Regions from separate parts of the Homo sapiens genome. Here region 1 is linked to region 2. A link is an interaction called in ENCODE POLR2A ChIA-PET data of the cell type or tissue named here. Cell type or tissue: GM12878. All regions are shown on one strand. Each heading gives the region's core, and the rest is flanking DNA. Links, peaks and the distances in the headings are about the cores only. Region 1 overlaps TMEM108 (transmembrane protein 108). Region 2 overlaps ACAD11 (acyl-CoA dehydrogenase family member 11).

Region 1 (12,141 bases), core at 5,107-7,606, 510 kb after region 2:
GATAAGAAAGCAAAACAGCCTTACTGCTGATAGGGAGAAAGTTTTAGTGATTCAGATATATATAGAGAGAGTGAGAATATATAGAAGATAGATAGATAGATAATATATAGAGAGAAGATTAAATCAGTCACAACATTCCCTTAAGCCAAAGCCTAATCCAGAGTAAGGTACTAACTCTTTTCAACTCTCTGAAGGCTGAGAGAGGTGAAGAAGCTGCAGAAGAAAAATGGAAAGCTAGCAGAGGTTGGTTCATTAGGTAAGAGGAAAGAAGCCATCTCCATAACAGAAAAGTACCAAGTGACGCAGCAAGTGCTCATGGAGAAGCTGCAGCAAGTTATCTAGAAGATCTAGCTAAGATCATTAAACACTAAACAACAAATTTTCAATGTAGATGAAACAGGCTTCTGTTGGAAGAAGATGACATCTAGGACTTTCATAGCTAGAGAATAGAAGTCAATGCTTGGCTTCAGTGCTTCAGAGGGCAGGGTGACTCTCTTGTTAGGGGCTAATGCAGCTGATGACTTTAAGTTGAAGCCAATACTCATGTACCATTCTAAAAGTTCTAAGGTCCTTAAGAATGATGCTAAACTATTATTGCCTGTGCTTTATAAACGGAACAACATAGCCTGGATGACAACACATCTGTTTATAGCATGGTTTACTGAACGACTTAACCCCACTGTGGACACTCACTGCTCAGAAAAAGAAGATTCCTTTCAAAATATTATTGCTCATTGACAATACACATGGTCACCCAAAAGCTCTGAGGGGGATGTACAAGGAGATTCTTGTTTTCATGTCTGCTAATGCAACATTCATTCTGCAGCTCTTGGGTCAAGGAATAATTTCAACTTTCAAGTCTTATTATTTAAGAAATTCATTTCATAAGGCTATAATTGCCATAGATAGTGATTCTTCTGATGGATCTGAGCAAAGTAAATTGAAATCCTTCTGGAAAGGATTCAGCATTCTAGATGCCATTAAGAACATTCGTGATTTATGGGAAGAGGTCAAAATATCAACATTAACAGGAGATTGTAAGAAGTGGATTCCAATCCTCATGGATGACTTGGAAGAGTTTAAGACTTCAGTGGAGGAAGTCACTGCGGATGTAGTGGAAATAGCAGGAAAACTGGAATTAAAAGTAGAGGCTGAACATATGACTGAATTTCTGCAATCTCATGATAAAACTTGAAGGGATGAAGAGTTGCTGCTTATGGATGAGCAAAGAAAGTGGTTTCTTGAGATGGAGTCCACCCTGGTGAAGGTGCTGTGAACATTATTGAAATGACAACAAAGGATTTAAAATATTACATAAACTTAGTTGATGCAGCAGCAGCAGCAGGGTTTGAGAGTATTGACTCCAATTTTGAAAGAAGTTCTGTGGGTAAAATGTGGCAAACTTTATTGTTTAAGAAATTGCCACAGCCACCCCAAACTTCAGCCACCACCCTGATCAGTCAGCAGTCATCAACATTGAGGATCCTCTACCAGCAAAAAGATTACAACTCACTGAAGGCTCAGATGATCATTAGCATTTTTAGCAATAAATTATTTTTAATTAAGGTATGTACTTTTTTTAGACATGTTATTGCACACTTAATAGACTACAGTAATGTGAACATAACTTTTATAGGTACTGGGGAAACAGAAAATCTGTGTGACTCACTTTATTGTGATATTCACTTTATTATGGTAGTCTGAAACTGGACCTGCAACATCCCTGTGGTATGCCTGTAAGGAAGATCATATGCCATTTGTCTTTCTGTGCCTGGCCTATTCACTTAACATAATGCCCTCCATGTTCATGTTCATCCATGTTGTCACAAGTGGCAGAGTTTTCTTTTTTTTTCCTTTTTTTTTCTTTCTTTTTTTTTTTTTTAGACGGAGTCTCGCTGTATCACCCAGGATGGAGTGCAGTGGTGCAATCTTGGCTCACTGCAAACTCTGCCTCCCAGGTTCACGCCATTCTATCGCCCAGGATGGAGTGCAGTGGCGCGATCTCGGCTCACTGCAAACTCTGCCTCCCAGGTTCACGCCATTCTCCTGCCTCAGCCTCCCGAGTAGCTGGGACTATAGTCACCTGCCACTGCCCCTGGCTAATTTTTTGTATTTTTAGTAGAGACGGGGTTTCACCTTGTTAGCCAGGTGGTCTCGATCTCCTGACCTCGTGATCCACCCACCTCAGCCTCCCAAAGTGCTGGGATTACAGGCATGAGCCACCGCTCCCTGCCTCAGAGTTTTCTTTTTTAAAGCTGAATACTATTCTATATATATATACAGTATAGATTATATATATATGTATAAAATCTCACATTTGTGCATTCTAGTTATCTTTTAAAAATATATTTCTAATATTGCATTGTAAGGGAATGTTGGTATATCAGTCCTTTGCAATTTATTGAGGTTTTCTTTATAGCTTAGTCAGTTTTCAGAGTTAATATTTCACTAATTATTGTATTCAATATTCTATATATGTTCTATACATCTAAAAGTTAATTATGCTATTTAAATCTTTTTACTGACCTTTTTTTATCTGCTGAAGTTATCAATTACTAGGAGAGTTGTACTGCAGTTTCTCCCTCTGGTGATGGATTTGTCTATTTCTCTTAATTGCCATGTGTGATATAATAAGAAATATATATTTGGTCACTGCCCTCAGTTTCTGACACAGAGCTCCTAAAATGCTTGTAATTTCCTGAGTAATAGGGGTGCTTATTAACGCTATTTCTTTCCCCCTCTCTTCTTGCTGTCTCTTGTTTTTTTTTAAATTATTATTATTTTTATGATAAAAGATTGTTTTGTTTCAACAGCTTTAGGAGTACAAGTGGTATTTTTGGCTACATGGATGAGCTGTAGAGTGGTGAAGTCAGTCTGGATTTAGTGTAACTGTCACCTGAATAGTGTGCATTGTACTCAGCAGGTATTTTTTCATCCCTCACCCCCATCCCAACCTCCCCGCTTCTGAGTCTGTAGTATCCATTATACTACTCTGTCTGCCTTCGCATACCCATCTTGCTGTCTTTTGAATTGATAAGTCTTTCTTCCTCACTCCAAGTCCCCCCTACCTGTTTAGAGGTTGTTTGCTCTATGTCTGTCTGCTTCCTTAGTAGCTGCTCCTGCTATTTTAACAGGCATCCTTTAAAAAAAAAATCTCTATTTGAATATGCTCCAAAATTCAAAGACATATCTCTCTGGCTTTTCTATTTTTCCTCCACAAATTACACATTTTTCTTATAGTTTTAAACAATGTTTTTCTTTTCCCATCTGTTTATCAATATCTTCTCTCATTGTTACTTTCTTCCATTTCGAGGTTTTCATCTGCTATCGTTTTTTTTTTTTTCTTTCTTTCTGCAGTACGTACTTTAGAATTTCCTTTAGCGGGTCTTTCTCTCTTCTAATAGCAAACTCCGTAATAGACATCAGTGATAACAGAGATAAATAAGGCTCACTCCCATACAATATGTAATTGCAATGTAAACTAAGTACAAAATTAGAGGTTAGGACAAAGTGTTGAGAGCACAGAGAGGGGAGACTAACTCTAGAGAGTGAGGAGAGCGTCTCAGGAACAATAAGTGTACATTAAATTATGGAAGGCTATGAGTATATTCATGGAACATTCATCAGCTCAGTGGGCTGGAGCTTAGGCGCGGGTTGGTGCCAGATGGAGCTAGAGAGGTGAATTAGCTAGATGGTGGGCTGTGACGAGCCTTAAATGCCAAATTGAATGCAACAGGGAATTGGGGGAGGTTTTAGGCCGGGGACTGGCATGATTAGATGCATTATTTAGAGGTAAACTGTGTGACTGCATGGAGAGCCATGAGCTGCAATAGTCACCTGAGAGGAAGCTGAGTAACTAAAGCAAGGCAAAGCAAGGATAATGAAGAGAAGAAAAGAAATTTTAAAAGACATTCGTGCGGTAAAATCTTAACAGATTCAAAGTGTAGAGCACTGGAGGATGTACTCCAGGGACTCTAATTTGGAGGACCAGCAAGCTTGAAAGCACAGGAAGGAGTGCTCTTGTTTGGGAGTGGAGGGAGGGTGGCATTAGAGATGATGAGTTTAATGTGTAGCATAAAACGTTTTATGTGCTTCAGGACAAATGGTGCGTTGGTTTTAGAAGAATTAATATTTGAGATGTTAGGGGGGATATCTATGTGCTGAGAACTCTGCGACATTTTCTGATTATATTTGGCTGTTGTGGTCATTACTATTTTTCTTTTACTTTCTGAATTGGAATACAGATCTGGGTTTCAGGATGCAAAGTCTATTTTCTGCAATAAAGTGTAATTAAATAATAGTTGGGGTGCAGTTACATTTTAAGTCAGAAACTTGAAATGTAGTCCTGCCTTCACTGTGTTTTGCAAAATTATTGCTTCTGAGCACTGATTGCTCTTGACTGGTAGGACCTCTTGTTTTGTGTCTGTTTTTATCTTAGCACTGTTTTCAGGCTGACAAATGTAACCCAGATTGTCTAAGAGCATCTGTCAAGACAGGAGAGAAGGAAGACAGGGCAAGAGAAGAGGGGAGGGAAAAACATACTTCATTTAATTAGAAAAGTATTTGCAGGGCTTATGCTTCCTACCTGCTCTTTTTAGCTAGCAAGATCAGATTCTCCCCTGGAGATTGCTTCCTGGCCTGTAAGCCCAGACTAGGGCTTTCTTTTTGATGTGTGAGTCATCACAGTATTTCTGTGACTTATTATTTACTCACATGTAATAATTGCAGTGGGCACTACTGAGAATTGAGAGGAGCTTCTTCCCACCAGGGTGTGAAGTAGTTTTGACAGCAGGTGTGGTGTGTCAGCCTGAAACCTGAACAGGGCATCACCTTTTACCTGGTGCCATCACAGAGTGCTCCAGATTTGGGTAGGAAGAGGATCCCGTCACATCCAGGCATCTCTTGGCAGAGGAAAGGGAGCTGGTCAGGGAGTTTTGAAAACAAAAATTGTACTATAAAATGTTTTATTTGGGGAGCTGTGCTCTGGCAGCATCCTGATCTGAAATAATTCCTAGCCTTTTGTGTGGTTGGTGGTGGCTGATCCATGGAATCCTGCTGTGTCGCTCAGCTGCTGTTAAAATATTGGATCAAAGAAATGACTCAGGAGGAAAAGTGTCAAGTAAAAGTTAATCATTTCATCCTTGCTGAAAGATAGAATTTGAGTTGTTAAATTGCAGAATTAGTCCTGGAGTTTTTGTAGTTGTTGTTGTTGTTAGAAATTAGTTATGATAAGAAGTTGTATTCCTACATCTGCATAGAGACGGTGTTTATCACTAGCACCTGTCTCTGGTTGGCATCAGTAAGGCAGAAAGTGAGAAGTGGTGACATATGTGAACGCATGAACAATGCTAGGCATTGTACCTAAATTATCTCATTTAATCTATTGTGCAATAAAGGAAACTCAGAGATGCTCAGAGACTAAAGACGCCATCCGAAGTCACTGAGCAGGCACATGGCAACTACCGTTCAAACCCAGTGTAATTGTTGGCAAAATCTATACCACGCTGCCGTCAGTCATCTTTCAGTATGTTTTTCTAATTTGAAAGAGCAGATGAGGTTTCCATGATGAATTAGTTTCACCCAGGTGTTATCCCTTGATCGAAACACCATCCTGTCACGCCTGCCCCAGATTCCCAGCCTTCTATCCCCAGATGCTGTCTTCAAGTAACAAAGGAAGGAAAACATCTGAAGGGGCTCACTCCACGGTGCAGCAGCCAGCCCTACTTCATTCTTTGCTTTGAACTGTTTCTTGACTGCCTGTTAGACCATTTGTCAGATATGTTTTTAAACTATTACAGTTTCTGGCTATCCTTGTCACAAGGATAGATTACACAAGGTTCTCAGCAGCAAAGATGTCAGCTGTACAAATACAAGGATTTGGTCCTTGTTTTTCCTAGTGGTTTAAAATTGACTAAAGGCTACGGATGGGCCAAATGGGACAGCCAAGGATGGGACAGCTTGAGCTGTCAGGAAAGGAACATATAAAGGTTGTCTTGGGAGCAGGTCTCCTTGGTGCCCATCCAAAGTGGCTTCCTGCATTCTACAAAGCTTAGGGGAAAACAGCATTTAATTTACATGGAGTGTTCTGTCGTCTCCAAGAGAACTTAAAATCACTTGCTTGAACAAGCAGAATTTACAATAAGAGGGCTTGAGAACATGAATGGATAGCCTTTTGTTATGGAAACAAGTTGTGTTATACAGATTAAAATGTTAATAGTTTTGGATGGCAATTGGAACTGGAGCTTATATCTATTCATGGTTGTTTTCCCTGGGACTTGTAGATACCCAGCCAAAAGAGTAGAGTATTTTTAGCCAGGTTGTCACCCACAAAGAAAATAAAATGAAGATCTAGAACTAGGAATCCGGAGTTGAGAAAAAGAGGAACAGAAAGTGGGAGGATTGGTTACAAGCAATGACCATTTACAGAACAGGTGTGACTCATTCTCCAAGGTAGAGTTTATCACCTTACCCCACAAGGAATGACTTTCTGGAGAACCCATATTAGTCTCTTCCTTTATAAGACTTCACAGGAGAAAAAGGAGTGAAAAGGAAGAGAGACTATCAAACTTATCCAACCCAGGGCCTGTGGGCTGCATGCGGCGGCCCAGGACAGCTTTGAATGTGGCCCAACACAAATCCATAAACTTTCTTAAAACATTATGAGATTTTTTTGTGTGTGATTTTTTTTTTCTAAGCTCATCAGCTATTGTTAGTGTATTTTATGTGTGGCCCAAGATAATTTGTCTTCTTCGAGTGTGGCCCAGGGAAGTCAAAAGATTGGACATCCCTGCCAAAGGTTGAGGAAGTTCATGTATAACCGTGTATTCAGATAAGTTCTAACTTACCTGACCAATTTTTGTTTGTTAATTTTATGCCACCTTTTTGCAGTTAAGTGGATTTTGGCATAGTTGCAGGGGCCATTTGTACTAACCTCTGTTGATTTTTTTTTTTAATACTTTAAGTTCTGGGGTACATGTGTAGAATGTGCAGGTTTGTTACATAGGTATACACATGCCATGGTGGTTTGTGGCACCCATCAACCCGTGTTCATCTACATTAGATATTTGTCCTAATGCTCTCCCTCCCCTAGCTCCCCACCCCCCAACAGGCCCCTGTGTGTGATGTTCCCCTCCCTGTGTCCAAATGTTCTCATTGTTCAACTCCTACTTATGAGTGAGAACATGCAGTGTTTGGTTTTCTGTTCCTGTGTTAGTTTGCTGAGAATGATGGTTTCCAGCTTCATGTCCCTGCAAAGGACATGAACTCATCCTTTTTAATGGCTGCATAGTATTCCATGGTGTATATGTGCCACATTTTCTTTATCCAGTCTATCATTGATGGACATTTGGGTTGGTCTCAAGTCTTTGCTGTTGTGAATAGTGCTGCAATAAACATACATGTGCATGTGTCTTTATAGTAGAATGATTTATAATCCTTTGGATATATACCCAGTAATGGGATTGCTGGGTCAATCTATCTATCTGACAAAGGGATAATATCCAGAATCTACAAAGAACTTAAACAAATTTGCAAGAAAAAAACAACCTCTGTTGATTTTCTACTAACTTTTTAGAAACTCTTGTTCTTAAAGTGTTCAGAGGCCTTGTGTTTCTCATCTGTGTAATAAAGGAAGTGATATAGATGACCCATAGTGTATGATTTGTAACTCCAGAAAATAGTTATAAGTGAATTCAGTTATCATTTGATGTACTAGACACCCAATGACTAGGGGAAAATCAGCAAAGGATAGGTAGTTCTCTAGAGCCCTGTCTGGTCTTTCCTGTGTACGCACAGCTTTAAGCATTTGCCCAGCCTTGTATACCTTTAGAGATAAGGGGATCTTTAAAAGGCTGTCTTTAGTTCTTTCCTTCCCTGGATTTTCTTATTAAATTTCTGGCTGCTCTGCCATTTTGTGTTTGCTCGTTCCAACCAGTATCAAAACCTAGGCTAGCCTTGATGTTAGGCTGTCCTGATTGCTTGCCACTGTGACATCTCTTATTTCTGATAGTACCCTGGGCACTGTTTTCCATGCCCTGTTCCAAATATAGTCAGCCCCCTCCAGCAGGGCAGTGAGCTGCCAGCCCACATAGTCTTCCTCATCTGCTGAGGCTGGGGTAGGACTTTCAGGTAATGGAGCCTAAGGTGTGAGGGGGAAGAGGATAGGAGCAGTCTCTGGGGAAGATGTCACAGATTCCACTGTTGTTACTAAGATTCAGTAGGTGTTCTTTATAAATCCTTTTCAATTTGTTATATGCCATTGATCAGTTTTTAGAATCTTAATTTGGTTGTTTTTGACAACTGTGCCCACTTTTATCATTGCCCTTTGGGGAAAAGATTTGCCGAGCTCCTCATTAAGCCATTCCAGAAATCCCACCTCTTTTTCATATAATTTATAAGTTTTCTTTAAAACTTATTTTACAATTCTGACTTCAGATTAGTGCATAGACATTATAGTTGTAAACATCTTGAGTCTCTTCTATTATCTCCTACGAGCCCTGCAGGTGCAATTTACCATGACTTGGCCCTAAACCATATTGATTTAATGAACACAGTCAGCTATGTATATTCCTTGATGATCTGTTGGTAATTTGAAAGATCATATCAACAGACATTATCCTGAATGGTAGAGTTGTGAAGAATTGTGTCCTGTGAATTTTGCAATTCAGAGGACAGATTGATTAGAAAGAAGATATTCTGCTGGATAATATTTTACTTCAATAAATCTGGCAAATTTATAAGATCTTTTTTTGAGAAAAAGTCTAGGCAGGATACAGTTGTGGTAAAGAGTCTTTTAAAACCATCCTCACAAAACAGAAATTAAGTACCAAATTGGTTGCCGTGATCTCAAAGTAGTCATTTATTCCCTTCTATTTTCTGTACTCCATAAGAAGTCTTAAGCCTTAATCACATTTGAGTGATAGAAACATATCACAGTACCAGAAGACAGAAAATTAAAATGAAGTCTGGCTCTAAGAATGGGATAGAAACTAGTCATAATTCTAATCAAAAGTTATTTTATTTTCTAATTTTTAATAATTATATATTGTGATTTAAAAAATTTTAAAATATGTGCACATGCCCCTCTCCTTCAAATTTTATGTGTGCCAAGCATGGGCTCCATTTTGGCAGTGAAATGGCTGTGCATGCCACAGTAGACTAGGGGAGAGGTACTGACTATAGAGGTTCACTCCAAAAGGATCCGGCCTACCAAATCATAGTAATGTTGCTCATATCTTTTGTGAATCTAAATTATTAAAATAAAGGTTAAAATCATACCATTTAAGGGGTAAAGTTAATACTCAGGAGATCTTGAGGCCAAATAGTCTCATTTCTTTTGGGCACAGATCTCTCTAATGGTTAGGTTGTTTCCAGAGCTATGGTGCCAGCAGGGCCATTGTGGTTGAAGCAGGCCCACAGCTGATGCCTTGGATACTGAGAGCAAGGTTCATTTCCAGGTCAGTGAAGCTTGCTGAGAGCCAGAGATAAAGGATGAGGACCTGAACTATAGGGCTGTACTAGAACTCATTTAGGAACATAGACATAAACCTCATTCACAGGGATGGGGCAAGTGTGGCAGGACTGGCAAAAGAAAACTGCAAGGAGATAAGCAGGTGGTATGCAGGAGTCCACTTCAGTCACCTTAGATATACCTGGGCAAGAGCAGAAAAAGTAACCTCAGACGCTACCTGTCCATGGGATGGGCTGTATTAATATTCAGATAAGTAAGGTGGGATGAGCCTGCTGGTAAAAGGCTTTCAGAGCATGTAACTGGATGAAGTGTAAGCCAGGGACTGACCTGTGTGGTCTACCCTTTGCCAAGGAGATGTCATTGTCTCTATTCATAATGACAATTGAACAGTCCCTGCTGCTGGCACAAATACCACAAGGCCCAAACAATATAAAACAAAATATATCCACTTTTATCTTCATGGTTATCATTATTGCTATTAATAAAAAGAAAGGACCTTGGGTTAGTGGACATGACCCTGGAATGGAAGTTGAAACTTAGTGCTTGGCCCATTAAGACATTACAGAAAAAAATCATGTAATTGGAATGAATCTCATTTTCCCACTGTCCTTGGTATTATTGGACAGGATTTCTCAACCCTAATACAATGAACATTTTGGACCAGACAATTCTTTGTTATGGGGAGAAGAGGGGCAGGCTGTCTTGTGTGTTGAGTATTTAGGAAGGTCTCTAGTCTCAACCCACCAGATCTCAGTAGCACTCCCCTTCCCCATCATGACAACCAAAAATGTCTCCAGACATTGTCATATATATTCTGGGGGGCAAAATTGTCCCCAGTTAAGAACGGCTGCTGAAAAGATACAAAATAAGCTTGTGTAAGATATGACTTTGTCCTTAAGGAATTCACAAACCTGTTAGGTGAACACACCTAATATAATATAATCCATGTACATGGATAATGTGGTAAAAGTTAAATTTGGAACAGTGAATTTCTCAACTTACACATAAAAAGAGTTAAAAGCAGAATATGAGACTAGCTACGGACAGGAAGGGTGCTGAGGAGCCAGGGATAGAAACAGCATTTGAGGATGGACAGCATTCAGCATATTTAGGGGAGATGAGGAGAGCAGCTCAGCTGGAGGAACAAGAGCAAGTATGTTTGTCAAGGTCCGTGAGAACATTACCTGCTCAGGGTGGATGTGTGTGCTGGGAAGTAGAGGCAGGAGGCTGCACCAGGCTGCTGCTATCCTGGAGCACGGTTTCACACTCCACACTCCACATGTCCCTGCTCCCTAAAACATCACATCCCAGGCATAAAGTTCGTTCTAGAAATCAGGCCTTACAAGTATTAGTGATTCTACTTTTCTCCTCTCCCCATGTGATTAAGTGTGATAATAAAACACCTGCTAATACTTTAACTCACAATCTGTGCCCCCTCATTAGGGATTCTACTTGATAAGGCTGTTAGTGTAGTATAATTATAACTAACACTTATTAAGTTCTCACTATGTTCCAAACAGTGTTCTAAATGCTTTACATGTCTCAATTATTTTCCCAACAGCCCTAGTTGTAGTATGTTGTCATTTTCTCAGTTTTCAGAATGAGGAAACTGAGGTGTGAAGAGGTTATATCTTGAATATGCCCAAGATTATGCACCTAATAAGTGGCATAAACAGCATTTGAATCCAGATGGTCTGGCTCCAGTGTACTTTTAACCCATATTATACCCCTTCTCTATCCATGCTGATAAAATTGTGTATGTGACATAGATAGCAAAAAAACTACATAGAAAAAAGAAACAAGTGTATGGTGCTGAAGGAATTACTGGTTCATACCCAGAGCTCTGGCCTCTGAAAAATCCAAAACTGTCCTTGAGGCATGGGCTTATCTGCAGGGAGTTTACATTCCAGGGGTGAATTGAAAGGAAGCTCTGGGTTTGGAATTAATATCACATAAATTACTTAGATATATTCAGTATTAGGAATATTGGTGTACCTAATCTGAATCTTTTAAAATGGGAATGCTTAGATCTGACTTATTTCCAGATTTCATAGATTAATGTATTCAATTCATATTCCCCAGGATATTAAAGTACAGTGCATTCATCTGGAGCTGTTTAAAAAAGAAAAAAAAAAAGAGTGCTTTATGTTTGTATAGGTCATTTTCAATTGCATCATTTAATTTTATCATAACAGCTCCAGAAGCAAAACTGCTTATGAAGCATAAGAGTTTGCATTAATCTTTTCATTCCTTTGCCTTTTATTATTGCCTTGTATGGCGAAAAGATGTCATAATTCTGTTTTACAGATGAGGAAACAGGTACAGAGAGATGAAGCCAATTACCCAAGAAGGCAGAAACAGATTTAGGTGTGTAATTCTCCTAAGCCCCCTGGGTAGATTCTAAATCTGCTGCACTGAAATGGGCTGCAGGGGAGGCCAGACAGCCAATATGGTTTCCTTCGTACACAAAGACTCCATGCTCAGCCTTGACCACGCTGGTGTCTCGCCAGCCCCAGCACATGCCCTTCTCTGCCTTCACTCATTCTACTTCCCTGACCTGCATTGCTTCCTCTCTTCTCTGATACTCTAAGTTACGAACATTCTACAAGGGAAAGGAAGGCTCACTTTTATTTTATTTTATTTTATTTTATTTTATTTTATTTTATTTTATT
Region 2 (12,141 bases), core at 4,348-6,847:
GCTTTAAACAAAGCCTTAAATAACTTTCACAGATAAAATTCCAGAACATGAGTTCAAAATAAAAAACTATTTATCACTCAAGGAAACAAGCCACCATTAGTAAGAGTTAGCAAAAACAATCATTCACCAAGATGGAATTGCACTTCCCAAAGACTATAAATAGAGTAATGATCAGTCACAGGACATAAACTATTTGTGTTTAATAGATTTCAAGAATAAAGGAAGAAATTAAAAGTATAACAAAGGACTATCAAAAGTGACCAGGCACATTTGAAAAAGAATTGAATAAAATCTAAGGAAAGGAAAACCATAGAGATGAAACTTAAAAACTCTATGGCAGTGATTCCCAAATTTTGGTGGCTCTCAGAATCTCCTGGGGAACTTGATAAAAATATGGGGGCCTAAGCTTTGTCCTACTTCAATGAACCTGCACTTCTGTGTCCTTTACTAGCTTAAGCAATTCTCACACACTCCAAAATTTGAAAACAGTTACTCTGTGGATGTTGAAAAATAGATTAGATAACAGCTGAAAAAACAAATCATAAATTGGAAGAAAGACCTGAAGAAATTACTCAGAATGATGCACAGAAACTCAAAAGAAGGCAAATATGAGTGGTAAAGGAATATAATGAATTCAAAAAGAAGTTCTAACACAAGTCTAATTGGAGTCCCAGACATAAAGAATAAAGAGAGAGGCAATATTTGGAAAAATTACTCTTAAAAGTTTTCGGAACTGATAAGACAGCAATCCTCAAATTCGGAAAGCCAATGAAGCCAGAGCATAGTAAAACTACAGAACATTAAAGAGAAAGAAAAGCTCTTAGAAAGAGGAGGTTGCCTCCTTAGCGCAGTAGGGCAGTGCATCAGTCTCATAATCTGAAAAAGAGAAAGAAGAGGGGAAAAAAGAAAGATTACTGATAATTAAACAACAGTTAAGATTGAGAGCTGACTTCTCAAAGCAACAAATGAAGCCAGAAATCACTGGGATAATAGCTTCAATTGCTGAGAGAAAATAACTGTCATTGTAAAATTCTATATGCAATGAAACTATCTTTCACGAACTAGGGCAAAATAAAGGTATTAACAATAAGTAAAGTCATTGCCACCTCTCCCCAGCAAGAAAAAAGGAAAACAACAACAAAAAAGATAAACAAAGGAAAGGGAAAAGTTTACTCGCACATTCACACTAAAGGAACTTGACCTAGAAGAAACATCTGAGTTGCAAGAAGGAATAGTAAATAAATAAAATGATAAATAGGTAGGTAAACTTAAAATTTGAAACTATAATCCCAGCATTTTGGGAGGCCAAGGTGGGCAGATTACTTGAGGTCAGAAATTTGACACTAGCCTGGCCTACCTGTCTTTACCAAATGAAACATAATGAAACCCTGTCTTTACCAAAATACACAAAAATTAGCTGAGTGTGGTGGCACATGGCTATAGTCCCAGCTACTCAGGAGGCTGAGGCGGGAGAATCACTTGAACCCAGGAAGCAGAGGTTGCAGTGAGCCGAGATTGCCCCACCCCACTGCAGCCTGGGTGACAGAATGAGACTCTGTCTCAAAAAAAAAAAAAAAAAAGCCACATAAAACAATAACAATCACTAATTTGTACAACTAAAAGAATATAGAACAAAAATATTGGAGTATAACAGCATTTTCCAATATTTTGCTATTATAGTATCTCTGTATGTTTCTACACTTAGGCTAGTGGTATTACTTACAAACATTGTCAAAACTCTTAACCCATATTATCAAATTATTTTCCAAATCATTCTATCAATTTACACTCATATAACAATGTACTAAAATGTTCCTTTCATTGAAGCATGGCTAGTCTAGAGTATTGCAGTATTTAATGAAAACCTCAAGAAGGCAAAGGTCTGCTCTTTCAAAGGCACCAGGATGAACAGCCCTTCTCATTTCTGTCAGGAAGTCCGTTAAATTGGAAGATTTCCTGTTTGGGGTTGTTTATTATTTCCATCCCTCATATTGCCTTGGAAATATTCAATGCTACTGTGTTTGATAAGAAATATATTATGCAGTACATTTCTCATTTTCTAATCTCTGACCACCTTTTCTCATCTCTGACCACAGTTTGAAGAAATTAAATTATGCCAGTGTTTATATAATTTTAAAATTTGTATTATTTAATACTTTGAGTTCTAAATTTTATCCATTTAGATATCTGCAAAGTTTATTTGTGGCACGGTAGGACTCAAAATTAAATAAAATTCCTCATTATAAAGAACCCTTCTTTGGTTCTTAAAGTAAGAAAAGTAATTTATTAGTTAATAGCCAAAAGCAGAAACTATGCTTGGTGCCTGGTCAATCTTCCCAAAATATCACCTGTAGCATACTGCGTCCTCACTCACTGACAGAGATACTAATTTTGAGTATGTTGGTTGGTTCAGCATCTTAAATCTGAGCCTACAAATAATTTTGCAAAATGTTTTTCATTTTAAACTGAAGTCTACTAGAAAGAAGCAACAGTTCATCCTTAGTATATTAGACTCAGCAGGAAAGTATGATTAATGTTACCATTATGTTAAAAGTGTGTTCTCACTGTGTTATGTTGCTAGTTCCTGTTTTACATGCTATTTTTAGGATTTCTTACCCATTTTAAATTGGCTTAAACTGGCTTTTAATATTTTCCAATTGGAAGAATTGGCTTTTAATATTTTCATAGATAAGGGTTATGCTCTCACTTTATAATATTCAAGGAGTTTCAAAAGGTCATTAGAATAGTTTAAATGAAGCTTATGTTTTCTCACTATAGAAAATTTGAAAATATCTAAAAATATAAAGAAAAAGTCATGAAGCGTCTCAGTGGTTAAAGACAAGTGCTGTTAAAGTATTGTATTATATGATACAACCTATTTTCTAGAAATGACTGTTTTGGTTTTTGTAAGCTTAGTTATAATAATGTTGGATAGAATCTTATATAGATTTTTCCCTCTTTGATTTTGAAAAAGCTATTTACTTTTCTCCAAATATAATCTCCAAATAACATCCTCTAACATGTTACACAGAGATTTGTATTGTTCACTATCATTCTACAGGATAAAACGTTTTTATAGATGTTGGTACAGTACGATTTTTTTTTTCAATTTTTTTAAAAGAAGAAAAAGCTCACATTATCAGATATGGTTATGTCTCAGATTTAAAGGATCTTCAAAGACAAATGATTGTGGCTTTTCTGGTCACACAAAACATTGGCAATCTTCCCTTTAAAGCTATAGGCTGCTTTTTTATTTATCTTAAAGCACTTCTTTTTATTGCAAATTTTTTGTACATATTTCAATAGCTGCATGACACAAAGTTCAGCAGAGTATCACAACCCAACCTGTGACACCTCTTCTGTGCTGCAGTTTCTCTTATATGCTTATTCACATTTACCAATGAAAGAACAAGCCTGCCTGGTTTCCTCTGCCAATTCTGGCCTCTCCTCTGAATGATGGGCTGATTGCAAGTACTAGCATGCTATCAGATAGGCTTCATTTTAGAGAAAGTAGGTAGGAATCAGGCAGTAATCAGGGAGGACAGACAACCTGGGATTTCTGCCCAATCCCCACCACCCCCCACCACCCTCCCCCACCCCCGAAAAAAGAAAAGTTGTTCAGGTGCAGGTGCTCACACCTGTAATCCCAGCGCTCTGGGAGGCTGAGGTGGGAGGATTGCTTGAAGCCAGTAGTTCTGGGCAACAGAGTGAGACCAGGTCTCTACAAAAAAATGTAAAATTTAGCCCGGTATGGTGGCATATTCCTGTAATCCCAGCTACTCAGGAGGCTGAGTTGGGTGGTTTGCTTGAGCCCTGGAGTTTGAGGCTGCAGTGAGATAGCATCACATCACACACTCTAGCTTGGAGACACAGCAAGACCCTGTCTCTTGAAGGAAAAAAAAAAAAAAGGCCGGGCGTGGTGGCTCACACCTGTAATCCCAGCACTTTGGGAGGCTGAGGTGCGCGGATCACGAGGTCAGGAGTTCGAGACCAGCCTGGCCAATATGGTGAAACTCCATCCCTACTAAAAATACAAAAATTAGCCAGGCTTGGTGGCAGGCACCTGTAGTCCCAGCTACTTGGGAGGCTGAGGCAGAAGAATCGCTTGAACCCAGGAGGCGGAGGTTGCAGTGGGCCGAGATGGTGCCACTGCACTCCAGCCTGGGCAACAGAGCAAGACTCCATTAAAAAAAAAAAGCCAAAACATGGAGGACCCTCCTCTAGGGCACTAAATCTCATGTTGAAGCCCTGGCTTCTTTGAAACAGATCATTTGCTTTTTTGTCGTTGTTGAGACAGGGTCTCACTGTTGCCCAGGCTGGAGTGCAGTGGCGCAATCTCGGCTCCCTGCAACCTCTGCCTCCCAGGTTCAAGCAATCCTCCCACCTCAGCCTCCCGAGTAGCTGGGACTATAGGTGTGCAGCACGCCGGGCTAATTTTTGTATTTTTAGTAGAGATTGGGTTTATGCCATGTTGCCCAGGCTGGTCTCAAACTCCTGGGCTCAAGCCATCCACCAACCTCGCCCTCCCACAGTGCCGGGATTACAGGCTTGAGCCAGCACACTGGTCCATTTGCATTTTTTGGAGTGCTGTTGCAGCCTTCTGCCTGGGGGCAAACACCATTGCTATAACAGGTTATAAGAGACCAACCGAAGCAGTCGTCCACCTGCAGGTAATTCTTAAATCAAACATCTTGATTTCTTTTCCTCTTCTCATTTTTGCTTTCTATATAAGCCAATCACAGTGGACTCCACTGTGGGAAAATGGTTACCACTTGTGCTACAGACTTCTTTCAAACTTCTTCTGAGATATGGCTTCTATTGTTAGATTATTCTAGGGGCTAATCCATTCTGCTTTCCAAATCTAATTTCCATTCTCTTTTCAAAACCTTAATTCCTCTGATATGTCCCTCTTCTGTTTTCAAGCTTATACCAATTTATTCCATTTTATAAAAAAACTTATTATTTATTAAATTGGATTTTATTTGAGGGAGGGGAGGACAATGTTGAATTCACACTGCTATCTTAACCTAAAAGTGTTGCATTCCCTTTTTAATACTCAAGAGTTCACAGTTTTAAAAATCAGAATTGAACAAACACTAACTAGATCAGAAAATATTCAAGATACTTCAGTCACTAAACACATGTGAGAGGTGACTATTTTAGAAAGAATTTCCTCACTTTAAGTAGTATTTTTTAAAGAAATTATACCCTATTCTGTGAGCAAAGTTAATCTCAAGCCAGATATTTACTAAAAATATAATAATTATTTATATAATTCAAGCAACAGCACAAACTGTCCTACAAACACATATCAGCTCTGAACATTTCTGTTAAAAGGATTTTGGTCTCTTTCAGTTCCCTATTTGATTTTACCAGGCTAGCTGTAGACCTCTCAGAATCATAGATGATTAAAATGAGAATGTGTTATATATTTAGTCATACCTACTCACATTGTAGAGGAAAAAACTGAGGCCACGCAAGACCATCTAACACAAGGCCACCAAACTTGTGACAGGGATAGACTAGAATAAAGCCATTAGCATTTCTACACCAGTGTTCTACCCACATATAAACAGCCTGCCCCAACTCCCTTACATATTTTTGTAAAAGCTTTTATCTTTTCTTCACAACATTTATCATCTCTTATTTAGTGTCTTCCTTTCCTGCTAAAGTCTAAGCTTCACATGAGCATAAGCCCTGTATGTCTTATTATCTATTTACATTCTGTAGCTTTCCAGGTGCCTAAGCATCATCAAGTACCCAATAATTATTTGGTAACTGAATGAATGAATGTTCCATATTGCCTCTCTACTCTCAGTGAACTTATTGAAACTTAATGCCTTAAAATAGTAGCTTATAGGAAGAGGGGTGGTAGTATCTGTGAACAGCTTGAAATGATATGTAAAATTCTCTAGGTGTGTCCATCTTGTATAGTCTACACTTCTCATTAAATTCTCAAAGGGGTCCATATTTACAAAAAAAAAAAAGCTGAAACTTACTGCCTTAGGACAAGGCCCCCAAAGTAGTGTTTTACTCTAACATAGTTAGGCTCCCAATGTTAAAACTACTAATTCTCTTTGGCTTAATTTTAATGCCACAGACTTATCTGTGCATTCCCTTTGTTCTATCGTGGCTTAGTTCTAAGGTGAGAAGAAGAATCTAGGTAAGGATTGACTAAAGAAAATGACACCATGCTTCTCCTATAAGCAGAAATAACAAAAGTATTCATTGATAGTCCTTTAGCAGAAATACATTCTGCTTATATAATACTCACCTTTTCAGCTGGAAGAATGTGTTGTTTCATGAAATGCTTCACCTTAATAAGAACTTCCTGACCTTTCCGAGTCTGTACAAACAACTGTCCAGTAGTATCAATCTGTGGTAGTACAGTACTGAAAGTTCTTTGCCAAAAGAAAAAAGGAAAAAAAGGTTACAAAGATGTCCAAAGATCATTATTACATATTTCTAATATAATGTGAAGTTTCCTCAGCTACCCAAAAAACATCCCCCAGAAGGAGTAGCTGTATTTTATATTTTAAAAAAGTCTTCCATATTATGGACTGAATGCAGAATCACTTCCATTTTAAACATTTAACTTTAATGCTTAAAGCACTATTTGGGGAAAACATATAGGCCTGGCATCACCTCAAGCAATGTTAGTGATAGATGCAGGAGGCACAGGGTCTTGTCTGGACATGCCCACAATGGACTGGGGGCCTGCCTGCACACTGGGGGAATGGGGTGGAGCCACCGGGAATTCGCGCCTTATGCAAGGGGAGGAGCCTGGCCTCTTTAGCTCAAGTGTGGTAGCCTGGTATTCAATGTGTGAGGTGGGCGCCTGTTGGCAGGACCCCCCCTTTCTTTGCTGAGAGCTTTCTTTTCGCTTAATAAATCGGCCCTCCTCATCCTTTAATGTGTCTGTGTGCCTAATTTTTCCTGTGAGACGAGAACCTGGATTTTAGCTGAACTAAGGAGCAAAAAATCCCGCTTCATTAGTTTTGAATCTTTATTGAAGTCACCCGTCAGAATCTCCAGAAGAAAAAGCAAAGAAGTTGAATTGAACACAAATAATCATTATTCTTACTATTAATATATGCCTCACAAATATAGCTGCTGAATATTAGATCTGTAGAACAGAAAACCAAACACTGCATGCTCTCACTCGTAAGCGGGAGTTGAACAAACCACCATGGCACATACATACCTATGTAACAAACCTGCAGGCTCTGCACATTTATCCCGGAACTTAAAATAAATTAAAATAAAATAAAGAAGACCTGTAAAGGTCATTATGAAGCACAACAGAATCAATTGTTATGGTGTAGAGAGAACAAATACCCATCTATAAGATAAATTGGAAAAAAGCAATTGTCCTAACATTATGCCATGGGTACTTGTGGGTTAAGCAGAATTTCTGGGACAGCATCACACATGCATCTGGTAAGCAATGGGAATGAAACTGGCAAAGTGTGTTCGATGCCTGAAAAAGTGCTCTGCTGATGAAGACATGGGTTTCAAAGATGCTTATGAAATGTCTGAATATAACTTCATGAAATGTAACAGTGGAAAAGAACAATATTTCTAAATTAATAAATCATCTTATATAATGCATTTTTAAAATTAGATATATGTAAGTGACTTAAATATTAGAAAGAAACACTTGAGAGTTTTATCTATATCCTTAAACATTTACACAATCAAGTGGCACAAAAATACTTTTAAACCTAAATACGGAGATTTTCTTTATATTTTAGGTCAATTTGTTTTTAGGCATAGAAGAGATTTACCAAAAATCTATTGTGATTGGCAGCAGCAATCCTGGTGTATGCAATAAAAATAATCCCTACTCCCCTAAAGTGTATAACCTTCACATACCCAATAAAGGCTCTAATTTGAGTTAGCCAAGGAATCTGTTTTCCTTACCGTTTGGAGAGTTGTAGTCCAGTTTCTGCCAGAGGTTGCACAATATTGGCAAATAAAAAGCTATCCTCAGATGAATTATTTCCCAGAAGATATCTGCTATATACTCCCTATAAATAAACATAGAACAATTAAAATTCATTGAAAACCGTCCTTCAACAATCCAATCAATCTTTCCAGTTTCTCAGTTATATGTGACATTATACTCACAGGGTATGAAGACGTAAAACAGACTATCGACGATATTAATGTACATGCAGGGGTAATTACACCCTTCTAAAGAGTCATACTCATATCATACAGTTCACATACTCTCATCCTAACATAATTCTAATTTATAATCAAATCAAACTTGCAAATGATCTCAGCAGTTACCAAAGATACCAAGTCTGCAAGTTATTTCACCTCTAAAGATCACTACCCTCCTTCATAATGGGGGAAAATCTAAAGAAACAAAAATAAGATTTAAAAAACTATAAAATCAAAAGGAAGACAATGAGACGATCTCTAAGAACATTTTATCTCATTTTTGGGTCCCTAATGCAGGTAAAACTGTCTCTTTCAAACAGTGTTAGTTGAATGCTAATCAGTGTTTCTTTGATAATTCTCCATTTCTGTACTTTCAACATAATAAACTCCTTCCTCTTCCCTAAAAACAAACATCACTGTGTCTTCTTTATATAATTCCTTATATAATAAAACACTGTAATAAATAAAACACTGTAATAGTTCTTCCATCATATTCAATTTTATATTTCCAATTAGATTGGAATGTTTATGACCATCTCCAAAGCTACTACATGTACAGTATATATAGTTTATGTTGTACATTATTTTTTTGAGATGGAGCCTCACTCTGTCGCCCAGGCTGGAGTGCAGTGGCATGATCTCAGCTCAGTGCAACCTCCACCTCCCAGGTTCAAGCAATTCTCCTGCCTCAGCCTCCTGAGTAGCTGGGACTACAGGCCCACATGCCGCCACACCTGGCTAATTTTTTATTTTTAGTAGATACGGGGTTTCACCATGTTGGCCAGGCTGGTCTCGAACTCCTGACCTCAGGTGATCCACCCACCTCGGCCTCCCAAAGTGCTGGGATTACAGGCGTGAGCCACCGTGCCTGGCCTATGTTGTACATTTTAATGTCAATCATAATCCATGTCAAACTTTTATTGGAAATGAAAAGCCATTTCAAATTTAAAGCCTATTTGGTATCTTATTTGTGGAAACTGTCAAACACAGAGACATACCCATTTTGAGAAACCCATTCTTTTAACATGATTAACTCAGGGTACAAGATGAGATGTAACACAACTATTTCAGTTGTTCATGGATAGCATGAACTCTGAGGACAGAAAATAAATTATCATAATTTTCCTTAATCCTTCTTTTCCCATTATTTTTCACTTCTAAACTTATTTACCTGTTTTTCTTCTAAACCCTAGCCCCTTGCTATTGATGAAGCATCTCAATTTCTTAAATCTCCAAGATTCAAAGTGCCTGAAAACTGGATTAGTATAAAGAAGAAGCCATTTGTTTAGATTACAATGTAATTAGAAAAAAACCCTAAATTTATGCTCTATTATCTTTCAAAATTAATCACACAAATATGACGATGAAAATAAAAAAATCTTACTCATCTACTTACTCAAAAACATTTTAAGAGGTTACTGTATACTAGATACTGTGCTAGCCTCTGGGAAGTATAAAGATAATTCTTCCCTCATCATCAACCCTAACTAATAAATGGTTTCATAGTCTGAGGCAGAGATCATCAAAAGATTTTAGCTTTTTCTCACACTGGATATTCAGGAAATGACTAATCCTTACTAATCCTTTTTAACATTATGTCATTCTTCCTCCATCCATCTTGTAAGTTTATTATACAAAAAACTGATAATACATTTTGCTACTCAAATTTTTTCCTTGCCAAATTCCTATTCTGTAAATTCTGGATTTATATTTTACCTATGTCTGATACCTGTCATTATGATAAGCCAAATGATCTAAGGATAAAGAATATAAAACCCGGAAGACTGGAAAACATTGTCAACAGTACACTGGTAAATAATGGCGAAACACACGTTTAAAACAATTAATTACCTGTGCTATTCCAGCCATCTTAAAATATGAAAGGGCAAGAAAGAAATTCCAGTTAGGAAGAATAGAATTAATTCCCCTGCAGCGGCAATATATTGAAATCAGTTCTTCCATTGATGGTATCCCTATAAAAACAGCATGTAATATAAACTTTAATTAAAATGTCGTGGTGAATATTTCAAAATGTTATGAGACTGAGACGCATATGTAAAACGGAATGTAATAACCATTAGCCCTTACAACAAAACATGTTCTAAATCTTGATTTCCAAAAGATTATTATATACAAAGGATTATATTTGGTCGTAAATTACTAAAAGTGGCATGCTAAGTTCAGAAAATTTAACGAAGAAAATGAAATAGGCCAGTCACGATGGCTCATGCCTATAATCCTAGCACTTTGCGGGGGCCGAGGATCACTTGACAGCAGGAGCTTAAAACTAGCCTGGGTAACATAGTGAGACACCATCTCTACAAAAAATAAAAAAATTAGCTGGGCATGGTGGTGTGTGCCTGTAGTCCTAGCTACTCAGAAGGCTGAAGTGGGAGAATCACTTGAGCCCAGGAGTTCAAGGTTTCAGTGAGCTATGATTGTGGCACTGTACTCCAGCCCGGGTGACAGAGCAAGACCTTGCATCTAAAAAACACCAACATGGCCCATGTATACATGTGTAAAAAACGTGCACGTTGTGCACATGTACCCTAAAACTTAAAGTATAATAAAAATAAATTAAAAAAAAGAATTATCTTCAACAAAAAAATAAAATAAAAATAAAAATCATAATAAAATAGAAATGTTTAAGAAACAAAAACTATTATCTAAAATTGCAAGATTTATATTTTAATTATGAAAGTAATAAAGACAGTTTTATATTAATAGCAATTTAGACAACATTATGTTTTTATACCTGAGTTTTCACTATAAGAACCTTGATTTATCATTGGAACTGTCCTTGGCCAAAAGTAGAACAGGGAAAAATGAGCTAAGTCTGACAAAGGATGACCAATGGTTGACAGCTCCCAATCCAGCACTGCTATAACTCGACACTGTAATTAAAAATAAAGAGGTCTGTAACACATTAAAACTTAAAACAAGTATAATAAAGAAATAAATAACATTGAACACATTCAAAATCATGTTTTCCATCAAAAGTCAATTTCAGGTCTTTACCCACAGTGGCATATCTCATTTATAAAATAGCCAATTAGCCTTGATTATATAGAGCTAAGTCCTCTGGTTCCATCGCTGGCCATCAGTCCTTCTCATTTTACTTTACACAGCCTTAATATCTCTGCTAATGAGCAGATGCAAAAGCAGTTAAAACTTCTCAACTGGAAGTAATTGTGATAAAAAGGAATTATAGTGAATTACTTATATTTTAATAATCCATGTTATGCATCATTAAACATTTACTTTAGTAATTAATCTAACTGTATAACAAATGTACTACTCCATCCATGGTACTTTTAAAAGTTATTTCATGTTGTAGATACAAAGCATAATTGTTATAAAAGATACTGTTAGTTTTATAAATATAAAATCCACCATTATATAGCAACATAAAACAATCATGTAATGTGGAACCAATAAAACAGAAAGCTTCCCTCATTCTACCTTGTAACAGTATGTATCAAGGGAATATATATATATGTATTTTTTTTTTTTTTTGAGACGGAGTCTCGCTCTGTCTCCCAGGCTGGAGTGCAGTGGCGCGATCTCTGCTCACTGCAAGCTCCGCCTCCCGGGTTCACACCATTCTCCTGCCTCAGCCTCCCGAATAGCTGGGACTACAGGTGCTCGCCACCACGCCCGGCTAATTTTTTTTGTATTTTTACTAGAGACAGGGTTTCACCATGTTCGCCAGGATGGTCTCGACCTCCTGACCTCATGATCCGCCCGCCTTGGCCGCCCAAAGGGAATATATATCTTCATATTAAGAATACAGGACATTCTTTTGTTCATTTCTTATGTTCATTTGGCTGTACATATGGCCAAAAAATCAATTTGTAGAATAGTATATAGCGTATGATCCAATTTATGCTTAAAGAAAAAGATTATAGTTTGAAGTCAGGTAGCATGATGCCTCCAGCTTTGTTCTTTTGGCTTAGAATTGACTTGGCAATG

The links. ChIA-PET counts read pairs that join two places held together with the same protein. Peaks named below come from ENCODE experiments on the same cell type or tissue, not always from the same donor. Only the 100,000 strongest peaks of a DNase experiment are listed, where the experiment ranks them.
Region 1: POLR2A ChIA-PET joins it to region 2 with 5 read pairs; 1 of 35 experiments calls an interaction of 5 or more read pairs at or near these places.

The regions. Positions count from the first base shown.
Region 1 is chr3:133,131,828-133,143,968 of GRCh38, forward strand. The region is part of intron 2 of TMEM108 (transmembrane protein 108); the gene reads left to right. Among named protein-coding and RNA genes, the nearest start is that of TMEM108, 100 kb to the left of the region's middle. In GM12878, for the core only: no CTCF peak of the experiment used is centred there; a DNase peak (open chromatin) is centred at 6,354; H3K27ac peaks cover 506 bases.
Region 2 is chr3:132,620,417-132,632,557 of GRCh38, forward strand. It overlaps ACAD11 (acyl-CoA dehydrogenase family member 11), which reads right to left. Exons shown (of 20, transcript NM_032169.5): 6 at 10,925-11,063; 7 at 10,021-10,142; 8 at 7,924-8,030; 9 at 6,275-6,401. NPHP3-ACAD11 (NPHP3-ACAD11 readthrough (NMD candidate)) reads right to left here. Exons shown (of 45, transcript NR_037804.1): 31 at 10,925-11,063; 32 at 10,021-10,142; 33 at 7,924-8,030; 34 at 6,275-6,401; 35 at 716-876. Among named protein-coding and RNA genes, the nearest start is that of ACKR4, 29 kb to the left of the region's middle. RefSeq lists a silencer at 5,294-5,343 and enhancers at 6,259-6,760, 6,761-7,260, 9,498-10,697. In GM12878, for the core only: no CTCF peak of the experiment used is centred there; a DNase peak (open chromatin) is centred at 5,375; H3K27ac peaks cover 790 bases.